Regions from separate parts of the Mus musculus genome. Here region 1 is linked to region 2. A link is a loop called in an ENCODE intact Hi-C map of the cell type or tissue named here. Cell type or tissue: gastrocnemius. All regions are shown on one strand. Each heading gives the region's core, and the rest is flanking DNA. Links, peaks and the distances in the headings are about the cores only. Region 1 overlaps Meikin (meiotic kinetochore factor). Region 2 holds the start of LOC115487722 (a long non-coding RNA gene).

Region 1 (2,920 bases), core at 192-2,691, 150 kb after region 2:
ATATTTGCCACATATATGTGGGGGACCTAGGTCCAGCCGATGTATGCTCTTTGTTTGGTAGTTCAGTTATCATACACAATTCTACTCAGAGTTGTTTGATCTAACTCAGTTCAGAAAATTCTTCAGTTTCCTATCAGATGGTTTAAAATTTAATTCACAGAATAAGGATTGTATTATTATTGTATGTGTTCTAGTGTACTAACTTTGAATTACTATTTTAAAAATATTTTATTTCTGATAATTTCCTATTATGTACGTATTTATAGAAAAAAGGTTGTATTCTTCCTGATAAACAAAGCAAAGCCCTGCTAACAAGTACCCCATCTTCAGACATAGCTGAGTTTGTGGTAAGTATAACCTTTGGCCCTTATGGGATCTATTTCCTGACATCTCTTCTTCCCATTCATCTTTTTATGTTGTATCATGGGCATTTGCCCATAAAGAATAATGCCTGTGCTTTTCTGCTATATAAACATACTTTCATTGGAAATACTCTATATGTGGTTTATTTGGGAGCTTTGTTTAATTACATGTATGTGTCTCTGTGTGAGTGTGTGCACCCGAGTGTGAGTGCCCACAGAAGCCACAGAGGGTATCAGATTCTCTGCAGGTAGAGTTACAAGTGGTTGTGAACTTCATGATGAGGTTGCTGAGAACTAAACTCAGGTCCTTTGCAGGAGCAGTACACATTCTTAGTGGCTGAGCCATCTCTCTAGCCCCAAACTTGCCAGGTCACAAATTTTTCTTCCCCTCCCCGACTCCCTTTTTTGCCCCTCCTGCCCAGACTGACCTCAAACTTTCTGTGTAAACCAGGCTGCCCTTGAATGCATGGAGATCAGTCCAACTCTGTCTTTGGAAGGTTGGGATCAAAGCCATATATTGCCATGACCAGCCTTTCTATATATGCAACATAAAAATTGGAATTTTAACCATGTTTATCTGTGCACTGAACATTTCTGTGCAACCATCATCTCTGTCTGGCTCTAAAATTCTTTTTATCTTGTAAAACTGAAATTTCATACTATTAAATAGTAGCTCCCTGTAGTTACTGGCATCCCCCAGGCCCTGACAGTTACCTCTCTACTTTCTATGTGTGAAGTGAACTACATTAAGTGCCCCATATAGTTAAAACCACACACTTCTTACTCCTTTGTTTGGTTTCTGAGGCAGGGTCTGACCCTCCTGCCTCCACCTCTCGAGTAGCTGGGATTATGAGTGTATTCCACCAAACCCAGCAGTAGTCCTCCTTTTATGACTAATGTAATTCACAAATATTATGTCTTCAAGTTTATGTATGTGATAGCATGTGTCAGAAATTACTTCCAGGGACTGAAGACACAGTTCAGTAGCTAAGATCACTAGCTATTCTTTCACAGGATTGGGGTTTGATTCCCAACATAACCCTCTGTAACTCCAGTTTCCAGGGAATCCAACACCCTCTTCTGGCCTAAACAGGTACTGCATACACATGCTATGCAGACATATTAACACCCATACACATAAAATAAACTAGTTTTAAAAAACAGATAATGTGAGGTGGCTCAGTGGGTAAGGGCACTTCCAATAACCTGAGTTCTATCCACAGGACTCACACTGTGAAAGGTAAAATCCAACTCCTGAAATATGTTCTCTGATTTTCACATCAGTACAGTTGTGCACACCAACACACACACTCTACACACACACACACCACAACAGACCACACCATATATGCACACACCATACTACACACACATACACCATACCACACAACACACCATACACACACATACCACACCACACACACCATACACCACACATACCACATCACATACACACACACACACACACACACACACACACTGCACATCACACACACACATGAAATTACTTACAGTTTACAGATAAAGGCATCTGTTATAAAATCACATTTTATTTATGTATCTGTCAGTCAGTGGACATTTGGGTTATTTGTCCTTTGGTTGTTATGAACACTGGAGGTAAAATTATGCATGTGTACAAGTATAAGTTCCCTATTTTCAGCCCCTCGGAGAATACACCCAGGGGTAGAATTTCTAGGTCATGTGGTAGGAGCTCTTTTAAGTTTTCTAGAAAGTCTTTTCCATAGGGCTTGCATCACTTTATAGCCTTACTAGCAATGTGCCAGTTTCCAGTCCCTGTACATCATTGCCAGTATTTGTGATTTTTGTGTTTTGTTTGGTTTTAGTGAGAAAATAATTTATATACTGATTTATCCACAGTTAAATATGATTTGAAGAATTATTTCTAAATGTAATCAATTATGTTTATTCAAATGAAATTATTTGTGCATCAAATATACAAGAAAATGCTTCAATGAGATAGTACTTTCAATGTTAATTGCCTAAAGCTAGTTGTTTTTGAAACTTTAAAAGGAGTTGTATTATTGTATAGATTGATTTGTCTCCAGTGCAAAATGTGTCTTTTGAAGAACTATTTCCAAATGTCAGCAATTATGTTAACTCAAGTGAAGTTGTTCCTGTGTCAAGTTTGCAAGAAAGTTCATCAAATGAGGTAACATTTTCATTTTTTTTCAATTGCTGAAAAAAATAGTTATTACACTGTGCCCTGAGACTAACATCTTTCCTGTGTGTTGAGAAGAACCTGATGCTAGATCTGTGACCTGCACTCCCCCCTCCACTTGCATAAACTGCCTTCTTACTCTGCACATAGAATCATTTGAAGCACAACACTTGAAATTTGTCCTGGTTTAAATTGTCTAATTTTCCATTTGTAACCTATATCTATGGTGTCATACAAAAAGTGATGGCCAAACTGAATGCCAGGAAGCTGCTGCCTATGTTCTCTTTAAAGAGCTGCATATAAGATCTCATAGTTAGGCGTAAAAATCTACTTTGACTTACTTGTTTTGTGAGCATCTAACTTCACTTTTACATGGAGG
Region 2 (2,901 bases), core at 402-2,901:
TTCTATATGAATAGAGCTATTGTGCTTTTAACCTAGTTTTCATCTATGCACGAACTTCAGCTTCTAATCTACCACCTTGCCCAGAATGTTCTGGAATTTCTTTTTAAACATTGAACAATTGGTTCCATGAGTCAGTATGGTGGTCTCAGCTCACCACTGACACTGGGTCTTGTTACTATGTGGACTCGTTACTGGGGAAGCACGGCTGGACGGGGCAGCAGGTAGCAGGACCCTAGAGGGAGGCGAGGCTGAGGATGAGCTATGACTCTGCATGGGGCATGAAATAAAGCACAGATGCTGTTTCAGCTAGGATGGAATAGGACCAGGCACAAAAGTTCATGAGTGAAGGCAAGTGGGTGAAGTGGATACCCAGGAGAATTGGGGAATCTAGTCTAGAATCCAAGTTAACTGAACATATTAGACCCATCTTCCCCCACAGCACCTAAGTGAACCCTAAGACTAGGGGCATTTTCTTCCTCTAGTGGTCATTTCACGAACTGCAGAAACAAACCTCTGACTTCTCAGCCCTGTGAGCATCCCAAGCATTCAGGTGAGTGAGGCTGGGGAAGAAGAGGAGTGGGGGCAGGGAGAGGAGAGGTTTATTTCTTTGGGAATTTAAAAGTCTATTTGGGAGAGGTACATAGAAGAATGCATTTCTGAGCTAGTGGCAGATAAACTGCCCACTTCCTCCTACATCTTCAACAACTGGGCTGTTCCTCACTGGGAGCCTAAAGAGATAAAGATAGAAAAGAAAAATAAAGGGAAATGAGCCCCAGGATCTGATGTCAGTACCCAAAGCTGCCTTATGGGGCTCTTGAGGAATCAGGGAGGATACTATTCCCTAGTGTGGTGACAGAAAAAGAAGGCTCATTTGGCCCCTTGTCCCAGCTGGCTCCAAGGCTAGAGGATTCACCAGGCACCACCGGGCAGGGTTCAGGGAGCCGGGCTGGGAGGCACACAGTACCAGAGTCTGATGGTAGACTGAATTCCCACATTGGTGGTATCCCAGACCCCACCATTCAGGCTGTTTTCTGCAACCAAGACACCATATGGTTGTCCTTCTTGTGGTCCCCTCCCTATCCTTCCCTTTTAGAGGAAAGCCCTGTCATGGGTCATCTTGGACAATCCAGAACCAGACAGTAGGAACCCTACAGTGGGACTGAGCTGAAGGTGGCTGAAAGTTTAGGTAGAAAGAAAGGGAGGGGGAAGGTCTGGAAAGCCACAGCACTTTTGTTTGCTGGAGCTCCCACAGCGTTGATAACCGTGAGGAAACACAAGCAAAAGGTGAGGGCGCGTCCCATATGACAGCCTTAGGATACAGGCAAGCCCATAGGTAAGTCCTCTAACGATTTAAGGTTAAGGCTCAAAGACGCCTTTTTAAAGCTCAATCCGGCTCAATAAGTCATGAATCCCAAGGTCAGTCTGGAGTCAGGCACGAGGTAGGGAGAATAAATCAACCAAGAGAAGCCAGAAGCCTAGGCAGACATGGAAACTTCTGGAAAAAGTGAGATTTCTTTGTCTGAGTAACCTGCACCCTCAGAGAGTCCTGCCAGTTAGTTGGGAGCTCAGATGATGGTGGTAGTGGATAGATTTCCACTACAGGAAGTGTTAGGGACACTGCTGCAGTTCTAAGTATGACCACTAGGGGAGGCATTCTAATGGATTTCAGCATGTTCTCAGGCGCCAAGCCTGAATGAAGTCCTAGAGGGGGGCACTAGTTAGAAGCTGCATTTACTTGGTCTAACTTTGCCAAACTGGACTTCTGTAGTCCCATAAAACAGAGATCACACATTCTGGTTTGGAGTGAAGAGTAGATTAAATAGTAAAGGTTAAATGTCCAGACCAAGATCTGATACATGTTGCATGCTGTGTAGCCGCATGTGATGTCCGGACAAGTATCCTCTAGGACTGTTACAGAGATCAATCCAAACTCCTCAAGAAACTGGACGAAACCAAACCCATTTGTTCAAAGTTATTTATTTCCACAAGGGACAAATGAACATGGCCCCAGTCTTCCTTGGAATTTTCTTTGGAGAAACTCCTCCTCAGCTAAAACAGATATACTCACATCACAGAAGGCAATAAATAAATAAATACATAAATACATAAATAAATAGCCTTAATGGAATAAAATAGGAACATAATTAGGTAAAGCCAAAGGAGAGTTGTAAATTTCAGAAAGTAGATAAATTGATAAGACATTTGATGGCATAAAGGAATGTAAAATCCTTTTGACCATGGGCCATGAGGAACATTCAGACTTTAGGTGCTCTGCCTGCTGTTTTAACATTCCACGGTTCCACGGTTAGGAGAGACGGAGCCAGATGCGGGCTGAGGTGGTCTAGAGGTTAGCACTGTCTCCAGATCGTTAAGGTGGACCATGTAGAATCTCAGTTTCTTCCGAAAGTCATCCAGATCTCGAATGAAGACCCCTGGCAGCTGTGAGGAACCAGAAAAGAAGGCATTAGATGTGAACATGTTGCTGCGGGCCACAGCAAACTATAAGTCTGGTCATGGGCAAGGGCACAGCCTGCTAAACACGTGGGGGAAGGGCAGCTTACCGCAGAGTCATTCGCAGATGTAGGCAGGCAACAGTTAAGTTTCTGTGGAGAGACACCAAGGCATAGTCAGATCCCTCCTAAAGTGGAGAAGGCCCTACTTTCCTCTCCAAAAATGCTGGGAAAGGTAAAGGCACGGAGCCCCACCCCCCACCCCCAACCCTCTGCAGCTCCACACACCTGAAGATTGGACTTGATAACGTATCTGTCCTCAGGATCCACTTCTCCTTGGCTTTCCACGAATTTGGACAGGTTTACTCTCCGAAAGCTCTTATTCTAAGAGGGCAAGAAATCTTTATGTAAGGCCCAGGGATGTGAGAGCTGGGAGGTGAGAACTGGAAAT

What was found. A loop is a pair of places that touch in the nucleus more often than their neighbours do. Peaks named below come from ENCODE experiments on the same cell type or tissue, not always from the same donor. Only the 100,000 strongest peaks of a DNase experiment are listed, where the experiment ranks them.
Region 1: it touches region 2 in a loop (2.4-fold over the local background); 1 of 42 quality-filtered maps calls a loop at or near these places.

What each region holds. Positions count from the first base shown.
Region 1 is chr11:54,409,384-54,412,303 of GRCm38, forward strand. Meikin (meiotic kinetochore factor) reads left to right here. Exons shown (of 14, transcript NM_029105.2): 11 at 267-347; 12 at 2,413-2,532. Among named protein-coding and RNA genes, the nearest start is that of Fnip1, 27 kb to the right of the region's middle. In gastrocnemius, for the core only: a CTCF peak has its summit at 1,437 (motif pointing left); no DNase peak of the experiment used is centred there.
Region 2 is chr11:54,263,121-54,266,021 of GRCm38, forward strand. Il3 (interleukin 3) reads right to left here. Exons shown (of 5, transcript NM_010556.4): 3 at 2,739-2,834; 4 at 2,562-2,603; 5 at 1,965-2,439. The coding sequence ends at 2,284. LOC115487722 (a long non-coding RNA gene) reads left to right here and starts at 494. Exons shown (of 3, transcript XR_003949552.1): 1 at 494-550. In gastrocnemius, for the core only: a CTCF peak has its summit at 1,633; a DNase peak (open chromatin) is centred at 1,647.